2 separate regions of the Homo sapiens genome follow, and region 2 is linked to region 1. Evidence: chromatin loops called from intact Hi-C (ENCODE). Cell type or tissue: heart right ventricle. All regions are shown on one strand. Links, peaks and the distances in the headings refer to the core of each region. The heading gives the core; the rest is flanking DNA. Region 1 overlaps TSPAN7 (tetraspanin 7). Region 2 has its middle 7.9 kb from the start of RPGR.

Region 1 (5,384 bases), core at 78-5,077:
CTTCTGTTGTAACACCTCCCAAGGCAACCCACTCCATTTTGGGCAGTGCCTATTATTAGAAAGTTCTTCCTTGTAATGAGCCAAAAATCTGTTTCCCTATAACTTTCCCTAATACTGGCTTAAATATAGATTTTTGAGGACTGGCCTAGAAACAAGCCACCAGGTATAACATGGTTTCTCAAAGAAAATACATTTTGAGTTTCAAACAAGTAATGTATAAATAATCCAGAACACAGCCCAGTTCATAAAATGGAGTATGCCCAATAAGGGGCACGGGAGGCCCGTCCCAGGAAAGGAGAAGGGAAAAGGCCAGTGCCCCCAGGGTCAGTCTGTAGAGTCCGTTTCTTCCCACTCTGCGTTTACCCATGTTTCCTGGCTATTGACAATTAGAAACTGCCCAAGAAACCTCGCTGTGGAAATTGGTTCAGGGTACTGGTTTCCTCACAGCTCACTCGTAGGAAGCCCTTAGGCAGTATAAAGAAAACCAGGCTTCTCTTTAGCGTTCACCTACCTAGACGAGAGGGTCAGTGACTGGGTAATATTGGACAGAGGAACTCAGCCCTTGGCCTTGACTGCTGTTACTTACACTGCCGCAAGAGGCAGAATATAATAATGGCCAAGAAAACTGCCTTCGAGTTGGACAGAAATTGATTGGACTCCGGGCTATACCACTTATTTGCTTTGTGACTTTGAGCACGTTGCTGAAAGTCAACAACCGAAAGCCTCAGGTTTTCATCTGCAAAACAGAGATTAAGAATAAATGTGATGAAGCGTATAAGGAGCACGGTACTGCTCAATAAATGTCGTTTATCACACACATACATGGTTAACTCTGTTTCCAGACTGTGCCCTTCGTTCATGAACAGCCAATCAAATCCCCCTCCCAGGCTGTGGGGTGAGCAGATACGATGCGGTTGCCTTATCTCGTGACTCAGCCCATCACTTTTGGTTAGAGCTACTTTGAAAGGCAATTCCACAGTTTCAGAGTGGGTTCTTCTCATATATGTTGCACCTGTGGCCTCTTGTTTCTCTTCTCAGGGCCAAAACCAGAGTACTTAAGTTTCTTAAGCTTTCGTTCTAGAATGTGCTTGGTGGAAAACCAATACTCAAGACACTACAGTTTTCCATGTGTTTGTCAAGCTTTATTGATTCTTCAGATCAGTCCTCCCATAGGTTTGTTCCTGGTGCTAATGATATTGAACATTTCTGGTTCACGTCGACATACACATGAAGATATTTATTTCCCATACTGGCTTTTAAAGTATCAAACTATAGCTTGGAGTGGAACATGCTTTCATTTCTATAGATTTACCTGCTTGAAGGAGGGGAATAATGCATAGCCTTTTATTATTTTTTTTATTATACTTTAAGTTCTAGGGTACATGTGCACAACGTGCAGGTTTGTTACATATGTATACATGTGCCATGTTGGTGTGCTGCACCCATTAACTCGTCATTTACATTAGGTATATCTCCTAATGCTAATGGATAGCCTTTTAAAATAAATGAATTATTGGCCATGCCTATAGATCTTATTTATTTTTAATTATGGCAGCCAAATTCTCAGGGTTGATTCAAGGAAAAATCAGTGCCAGGATGGACGATGCTGGCTTATGAACTCCTCTTATGGAAGAGTTAGGAGTAAAGGGTTGAGGAGAAAGAACCTTCTACAGACAGGCTAAAGAGGACATTAAAGGAAAGCAGTAGTGGAGGGTCAGGGCTTTGAGTAACTGTTCTGCCATTTAGTGGCGATGACCTTGGGCACGTTTCATAGGGTTATTAAGAAGATTGAGCCAGATAAAGCATTAAAGCACTTAGCATAGTACAGGGCACACAGATAGTAAGCACCTCAGTTGTACATTTTTTAAGAGACAGGGAAATCTTACTTAAATGCTGTTCATTATCTTGGCTCCTAACCATCAGCTACAGACCTCATAGAGTTATAGGATATTAGAGCTTCAAATTACTTTTCTATTAGTGGTGATGGATTAGAAGGAACTATTCCCATGCTTTCTCATTTAGTCCCCCTTGTGGCCAAAAGCAGACATTTATGAAGCAATGTGCTGGATTAGAAGCAATTGGCTAAAGCACAGGTTTTTATCTGAGTGCAACTGCCAGGGCCTTACAGTAGTCAGGCCCACCATTTAGCCTCCTTGATGCAGTGCTAGTGAGAATAGACTTTATGCCTCCAAAGCTCATACTTACTTACCTGCCTGCTGTCTTGTATTTGGTCAGTTAGCAAATATTTAACTAAGCCCCTCCTGTGAGCCGGCATTTGTATTGGCCCTGGGGATACACCCATGAATAGGATGAATAGGACAAAAATCCTGCCCTCACAGAACTTAACATTCATTTTGGTAGACAGACAAAGTGAGTAAGGTAAATAGTATACAAAGGTGATAGGTGCAGTGGCGAAAGATAAAGCAGGAGCCCCGTGGGGGAGTGGAATTCTGGTTTCAAATACGGTCATCAGGGAAGGGCTCATGGAGGAGCAGAGACCTGAAATGAGAGATCTTGGAATTCCAGGCAGAAGGAAGAGCAAGTGTGAAATCTCTGAGGCAAGAGCATGCCAAGAGTTTTGAGGGTGAACACAGAGGCCTGTGAGGCTGCAGCAGAGTGAACCAGTGGGGGCTGCAGGTCAAGTAGGACCTTGCAGGCCAGGATAAGAACATTGACTTTCTCTCTGAGAGATGAAATGTTGTGGGAGGATTTTGAGCAAAGTCACGTATTATTGGACTTAGGTTTCAGCAGGATCATCTCAACTGCTGTGTTGAATAGAGAATGGGGGCAAGGGTGGATGCAAGGGGAGATGGAGGCTTGGCCTAGGGTGGTAGTGGTAGAAGTGGTGAAGTGTCCTCTTTGTGCTTTTCCAAAATGTCTGATTTTTAGGGGGGCCAAAAACATATTACTATTACCTTAAAGTTATTTTTTTCATAGTACTCTGTCAATATTAGACATCTGAATTTTCCCTGTACATTGCATTTAGTAGCAGTACCATATATATATATGCAGTGTGGACATATGAGTGTTGAAAGGAAAGCTAATTAAGTCACTAATACCAGTTTTTAAGTTTTTTTTTTCCTTAAATCACCTCAGGAGAAAGTTAGGATCATTGAAAGGAGAATCCTACCTTACTATTTATATGAGAATCTTGCTCTTGAACACTGCATACATGCTTTCTTTTCCAGGTTTTTCCACATTTAATAGTAGGTCCTCTTCTAACATTATGTCTTATTGGCTCCAGTTTCACCTGAAAGGAGGCATGAGTTCTTCAGACCAACCCACCTCATCACACCCCATCAATGCATAGCCACATAAAGCGTGGGAATTCAGTGACTTTTTTGCCATCTGAGTTCTAGCTTCTTCCTGTGTATAAAGTATTTATTAGGACTATGGTTTTGGTTTCAGTATTTTGAAGATGATAATCCTATATATAAATTATGCAAAGAAGATTCTCCCTTTTGAAAATAATGGAACTCCAGGAAAGCCAAATAGGTTCAACATAATTATGAGAAAGAAGTGTGCCACTGTCAGATTGGCATTTATGGAAAAATTGTTACGATTCGTTTTTCCAGATTCATTCCCATCCAAAATTCACGAGGACACAGCCAATAAAAGGGAGCTGAATTTGAAGAAGAGCTCGTCACTAAGATTCATTCTGTATTTATTGAGCTGATTCTGTTTGATGGATATTAGGACAGAATATTTGAACAGCATGTTGTCTTGGAAAATCAGGTACGAGGTATGGCTGAGGCTTTGGTGGATATAAAGGAGGAAAGGATTTATTCCTTCCCCACATGACTCTTAAAATCTTGATGTATTAATACAATTAATACAGGGCAGAACAAATGTGTAGTCAGTACAAACATTCTGTCAACACACATTAATATGTGGCTCTTGTTTATAAGCTTATTCTGACATGATCTTTTTAAAAAGTATCTTATTAGTGTAGAATTTGATCCGTCTTTTCACAGTGCTGGTTACCTGAGGAATGGAAGCAAGGGAAGGGGTTTCTTGCCGTAACTCTTCTTTCACTGGTGGTTGGCTATCTGCTAATGGCGCTAAGACTGTTAGTGCTCCTGGCACTCACACGGCCTTAGTGTGTATTCAACTGTGCCAAAAGATAAAGGAGGTGGGGCATACAGGGAATCCCCCAAACATTAAGCTTCTGTCACTTTAGCCACTACAGCTGGTGCAGATTTCTAAGTACATAAATCTCCTGGTAAGTGGCTTTGCTGGCCCCAATTCCTAATAGGCATTTACCTATATGATGTCTATTTATATATCTGGGTCATCATGAAACCAGAGGTATGAGCTATATTCATATAGTCTTAACCTCTGGTTTGCTTGCTTCTTCCTTTCACATGCTCTTGGACTCTCAAAGTTGAAATAAGACCTTCACTATTAGTATAGATCAAAAACCTAAGTCCTGTTTTAAACATTTGCTAGGAGAACTCAACAATGCTTATAAAGAAAAAATAATGCCAAGAGGCTCAGAATAAGCTACCCTTAACATTCTTCTCTGATGTAATAGAACATTTCTCAATGTACGGATATGTGTGCAGTTAAATTCTTTCTTTTCTTTTTGCTTCTGGGCCTTTTTGGGGAATTTAGTTTTTAAGGGAGAAGAAACCTAAGTCTGTAAGCTTTTAGGGTAATATAAAAGAAATGAGAAACCAATTCAATAGGGCTGACCATTTTTTTCTCTTTTCCCAGTGTGATATACAGAGTACCTAATAACATGTTCAGGAATTTTCTGTGACTCTATTTGTTGAATAATGGAATTAAGTATAAGGTAGAGCTGTGTGGGCCTCATTTGAAGGAGTTTAGTTATTCAAGTAGTAAAAGGCTCTCTTAACAAGGTGGCATTTATTATTATTTTAGCAGCTGTATAGCCCTGATTTTCTGTGACAGGCCAATTTCAAAGATCTTTACCGTGTTCAGATTCTGTTTTTAATTCTGAAAATACTGTCACCATATGGGTCCATTTTTACCACTTCATGGGCCCACAGGACATTAGAGAGTATTCAGTCTCTAGCCAGCCACCTCCTTGAGCCACCCTCCAGCTAAACTCCCCAGGATGAGTACAGAGCCCAGCAGGTGCAGCCCCTTGGTGAATGCTGTTGACCAGTCTTTGGCATCTGAGCTAACAGTTGAATTTGATATTTGCCCCTCTGAGGACCACTGGGCAATTCAAAGAAACAAGTAACTCTAGCACTGGAAGGGCCCTGGGGCTAGTCCTGCCACTTTGTAGATGATGAACTAAGACACAGATATGCAACATGACTGGTGTAAGCTAGTGGTTGCAACTTAGAGAAGGAAGTATTGTTTGCTGGACTTACAGCATGCCTGGAGCCATTTCCTATGAAATGATTAGTTGTTTC
Region 2 (5,384 bases), core at 192-5,191, 320 kb before region 1:
ACAACACCCAAATCTCAGTGGCTTAACACAAAGAAGTTTCTTTCTCACTAATGCTACATTTCCAGTGTGGGTCAGTCAGTTGGAGGATCTGCTCTACCTGCTCAAGCAGGGGCTTAGGCTACATATGGAAGTTCAACTACCTTGTAGCAACATCATATACAACACATGACCTCTTTGGTTGCTGTAGCAGGGCAAGAGAGAGAGGAAGTTAGAAATGAAATGTTTCAGGCTGGGCGCAGTGGCTTATGCCGTAATCCCAGAACTTTGGGAGGCTGAGGCGGGTGGATAGAGGTCAGGAGTTCAAGACCAGCCTGGGCAACATGGTGAAACCCTGTCTCTACTAAAAATACAAAAAATTAGCCAGGCGTGGTGGTGGGTGCCTGTAATCCCAGCTGCTTGGGAGGCTGAGGCAGGAGAATCACTTGAACTCGGGAGGCGGAGGTTGGAGTGAGCCGAGATCGCACCACTGCACTCCAGCCTGGGCAACAAGGAGAAAACTCTGTCTCAAAAAAAAAAAAAAAAAAAGATATAAACGGAAATGTTTCAGGCCACAAGTAACATGTTTTTCCTTCTCACAACCCATTGGCTGGATTTAGTGTCATGTGCCTCTGTGCACTGCAGAGAGGCTGGGAAATGTGGGAGAGCCAGTGGACATTCAGTGAGTAGTAAACAGCTCTGCCACAATCCCTGCAGTCAGATGGTTTAAGCCTGTGGAGCCACCTCCCTCATGTTGGAGAAGGCAGGTATAATTTTATATCTCTCAACAGTCACGCATGCTTTCGGTGTCGCCTTCATACACAGCCAAATATTCCTCTGCTCCTTAGGAAATCATGTTGATACACAGAAGCCATGACACGTCTGACAACGTGCACAAGTCTTAGCAGTTGCCTCTATTAATTCAAGTTGTTATTCATTTCTGGAGCATTGTATGTCAACTAGAAATAGAGGCATGTATGAACAAGGAAGACGTTTGATGGATTATGCTTCCTAGCTGTATTTGTTTCTTTCTCGACAGCATTCAACAAAACGTCCAAGGCTTGCAATTTTAAGTAGCATTACAATGCAGCTGCCATCGCTGTTTGTTTCTCTATATGGAATCAGATAAACAGGTGTGTCTCTACAAACTCCGCTGGGAAATCCCATAAGCATATACATTTACAAAACAGATTCTAATTACTTCTTTGATTTCTAAACTTTTTTAGTGCAGTTCTAGGATATATGATTTGAGGACTCATAGGTCCAAAGCCAGGGAGTTTTATTCATGAACAAGAAACAGAAGGCAGGTACAGTCTACTGCACATTTTATTACGCCAGAGAAGAAATTTTGCACTTTCCTTCCTCAGGGTAGAGTTTCAAAAGAAGAATTTTGAGGTGTCTGTGACAGCAGTTGTATGAATAGGTAATGTCCTGAATGACTACTTTGAAGGATCATGTACTATGATGATAATGGCTTAGGTTAATATCTCTTATTACTGCTAGATATTGTTCTAAGCACTCTATGTATTAACTCTTTAAATTCCCGTATTACAGAAGAGAAAAAGTTAAGTTGCCCATGGTCTCTCAGCGAAAACATGGTGGGGGCTGGGATTTGAACACAGGAAGCCTGGTTCCAGAATCTATGTTCCTAGTAACTACACTCTACTGCTTCTTGAAAGAGCACAGAACAGCAGTCTTCAGACTTTTTAGCTTACACATCTTCATTTATAATCAACCAAAAGCCAGAAGACATGAGAGCTCATTAATGTAGCCCATGCAAGTCAGCTTTCCTGGGTAGATATCTAGCACTAGAGGCGATCAGCTGGTGCACAGACTCAAGTCAGAAGATTGAGGAATGAGGCTGAGAAAAAAAGCCAGAGATCAAGGAAGATTACTCAGCAGAAGCAATACATGTGTATTTATATATTTGTATGCATGTGCTACTGTACTACTATATTGTGTATATTGTAAAGCATACACAAAAAACAAAAGATTTTAAAGGGTGAGATAAACATAATTAAAAGTTATATTATTTGTTTTGTTCCACCAAGATGGATTGTCTTGAGCATTCCCTAGGGCAGGGGTCCCCAACCCCTGGGGCTGCAGACCTCTACCGGTCTGGTCCATGGTCTCTTAGAAACCGGGCCACACGGCAGGAGGTGAGCAGCGGTAGAGCATTACCGCCTGAGCTTCACCTCCTGTCAGATGAATGAAGGCATTAGACTCTCATAGGAGCACAAACCCCATAGTGAACTGTGCATGTGAGGGATCTGGGTTGCCCGTTCGTTATGAGACTCTAACTAATGCTTGATGATCTGAGGTGGAACAGCTTCATCCCAAAACCAGCCCCATCCTCCCAACATTCCCCACCCTCTGGTCCATGGAAAAATTGTATTCCAGGAAACTGATCCCTGGTGCCAAAAAGGCTGGGGGCCACTGCCCTAGGGGACATGCACCCCAGTTTAGAGAATAGGCTTGGGATAGCACAGTTTTGACTACAGGCTTTATCACTTACTACTTTAGTAATCTGGGCAAGCTGCTTACTCTCTGTCTCTGATTCTTCTTCTGGTAAATCAGGATAACACCTCCTAATTTGCAGGATTGTTGTGTGGTTTAAATGATATGATGTGTACAAAACCTGCAGTGTCTGGTTTTCAGCAAGCTCTTTACTTATTACTTATTTTCTCCCAGAGTTTTAATTCCTATTATTTGTGTTTCATGGGCTGTGTTTTTAAAATTTCATTGCTTCCTACCCACTCCTGTAATTAAGCTGCAGGCAGCCCTGCAGTTAGACATGGTGCATCTAGATGGAGCCAGATTAATAGCTTTTTCATGCTGCATTATTGCAAATATGGCACAGCTGTGTCTCTGACAGAAAAAATTGAGGAGGAGACATCTGGAAAAACCTATGTGCATTTTACTTTGTGCAAAGCACTATAGGAATTGGGAGGGAGGAAGAAAGGGAGGACTAACTGACTGTCAGACACTTAAAAATGAATGGCCCAACTGTTCAGCAATTGTATATCTGTGAACAGAAGCTCCCTTTTACATCAGCTGTTAGTCACTGCCCTTTGTGATTGGGAATCAGGCTTGAAAATTCTGAGTGTATTTTGAGCCATTTTTATCTATGCCTTTCTGTGGGCGACTTTTTCCTAACAGGGTCCCTTGAAAAAATTCAGTCTCATTTACTACCATTCACTAAAAATTTCACCTTTGATCCCAACTCTGAGTTTTTTTTTTCCTTCTTTAACCCCCTTTTAGAGTGTTAAGTCTGTTGGGTTTCTTTGGCACAAAGTTAACCAGAAAAGAAATGTCCTTGAAGGCATATCAACCAGGTTTCCAACTAACAGATTACACCCTCTTGTTAGGATAATTTGAGAAGGATTTATTTATAAAAGAACTAATTTTGAGGGGTTGGAAGGAGATTGGGGCAACCATGAGGCATTGTGCAGAAGATCCAGGGATAACAGCATTAGACCTGTTACTATTCTTTGGCCCAAAGAGAGAAAGGAATGGAGAGTTTATTAGAACTTGGAAGGAAAGAGAGTTGTGTAGAGCAGTATATCTTGAGAGAAACAGTGAATTTCTATTAAGGAGCAAGCCAACCCAAGATGTCCTTACAGAAAGGGGAGAATAAAAATTCTGACTTTACTCTACTCCCTCCCTCCATTCTCCTGCTGTGATTTCATTGGCCAAACCCAACCAGAAGCTAGAAGATATGAGAGCTCATTGATGTAGCCATGCAAATGAGCTTTCAAATCAGCTTTCATACATAGGTATCTAGTATTTGAGGCTGTCAGCTGGTGCACACAATCAGTGGGAAATGAAGCTCAAAAATAAAAAAAATAAAAATAAAAAAAAGAGAGAGATCAAGAAAAGCTACCCAGCAGGAGCAATCTGGCTAGGACACCACTGCTGGATGCAGGTACCGCTTTCACCATACTTTTAATTTTATTGTCCCTTTATTTTTCAGTCATAGTCTCCAGAGCAAAGTCCTAGGTGGGAGTATTCAATTGGCCGAGGCTAGTTCACCTGCCCGCACCCTGTTTGCCAAGGGGTGGGAAGAAAGAATATTGCTTGCCTTTGCCCTCCCTGGTAGGAATTGCACTTCTGCTTTTTTTCAAGACTCACACAATTAGAGATTTGTAGATATTAAGAAACAGCTCAGAAACAAGGTAGTTCTCTCTCCTCTAAAAAAAGATCAGTCTCCACTAACAGTGACCTCCTAAATCTTTATTAATCTGCAACAGGAAACTAGCAGACAAGAGTACAGAGATCTGTGTTTTTATTTCCAGTTCTCTATCTTTTCTCCCTCATTTCCTTCCTTCCTCCATTTCCTGATCGTTGGAAAGCCCCTTTATCTCTCCAGATCTTTGTATGAGAGAGCAGCATTAAGATCACCAAATCTAGTTGTAAGTTCAAATGCTGGGCCGTCAAAAAAACACATACAGGCCCACCAAATAGCATGCCTTAGTCAACATTTTCCTGGTAGAAACCTCTTGGTTTGTTGATACCTAACCTTCATTGAAGATGCATGTCTCTCAATACAATGTTGTGTTTTCCTTGGCTGCTCTTTATGTAGGAAACATTTATATTGTATTTATATCCTTAAAATGCAATGTAACATTTTTTAACAGAGTAAAAGATGAGACACACATAAGAGACTCCTCTGCACTGTGTGCCTTCTGATATGCATTCACAAGGGACAACAAATATTCTCACTCTCTGAAAAGTCCATCTACATTTTTCTCCAAATTTCCTTGCCTCCAGTCTCTAATCTTGTTCCTTCCATGTCCCTAAATATCTGGCCAAACCATTAACCCCTGATCATGATTTGGTATAGGTCTATGCCTCTGGTCTTCTCTCCCTCCACGTAAAATGCAGTGAGAGGCACTGCTTGAAGGTTTGCTCACTGGGAGCGTTTGCCGTATTCACCGCTTGGATTCGGTATAGATGCTCGACCTACAGTGAATCTTGAATTGTTGGATCCAGACCAATCTATAATTACATTTCTCAACCTTCATCAATCATCCTTACACTCTATTCCCATACACAATTCCCTGAATTTTTTCCATTATAAACTAGAAATCTGGAAGCTCTTTGGCCTTGTCTGGCTTTTGACTTTGTTATTGCTACCGTCCTCCAAGGGCCATGCTGAAATCTGACAATCTTGGGAAATGATAGAGAAGACAGGAGGATGATGAGAACTGGCTTTCTCTTGCAAGTAACTCCCTCAGGTTAAAAAAAAAAGCATCTTCAATCAAGGGAAGAACAGTTTCATCAGACAAAGCAAGAGAGATTTCTGAAGCTGGCAAAAGAGATTTAATGAGAATTAAGGGTTTGGCATTCATGGGGTCTTCTAAATCCTCTCATGTATTTCCATGTCAATTTTCCAGCTTTCAATCTAA

Evidence for each region. Peaks named below come from ENCODE experiments on the same cell type or tissue, not always from the same donor. Only the 100,000 strongest peaks of a DNase experiment are listed, where the experiment ranks them.
Region 2: it touches region 1 in a loop (4-fold over the local background); 11 of 110 quality-filtered maps call a loop at or near these places.

Annotation. Positions count from the first base shown.
Region 1 is chrX:38,652,421-38,657,804 of GRCh38, forward strand. The region is part of intron 1 of TSPAN7 (tetraspanin 7); the gene reads left to right. Among named protein-coding and RNA genes, the nearest start is that of TSPAN7, 94 kb to the left of the region's middle. RefSeq lists a silencer at 5,326-5,375. In heart right ventricle, for the core only: a CTCF peak has its summit at 2,034; no DNase peak of the experiment used is centred there.
Region 2 is chrX:38,332,710-38,338,093 of GRCh38, forward strand. It overlaps a transcript of OTC not described here. Among named protein-coding and RNA genes, the nearest start is that of RPGR, 7.9 kb to the left of the region's middle. In heart right ventricle, for the core only: a CTCF peak has its summit at 2,765; no DNase peak of the experiment used is centred there; H3K27ac peaks cover 903 bases.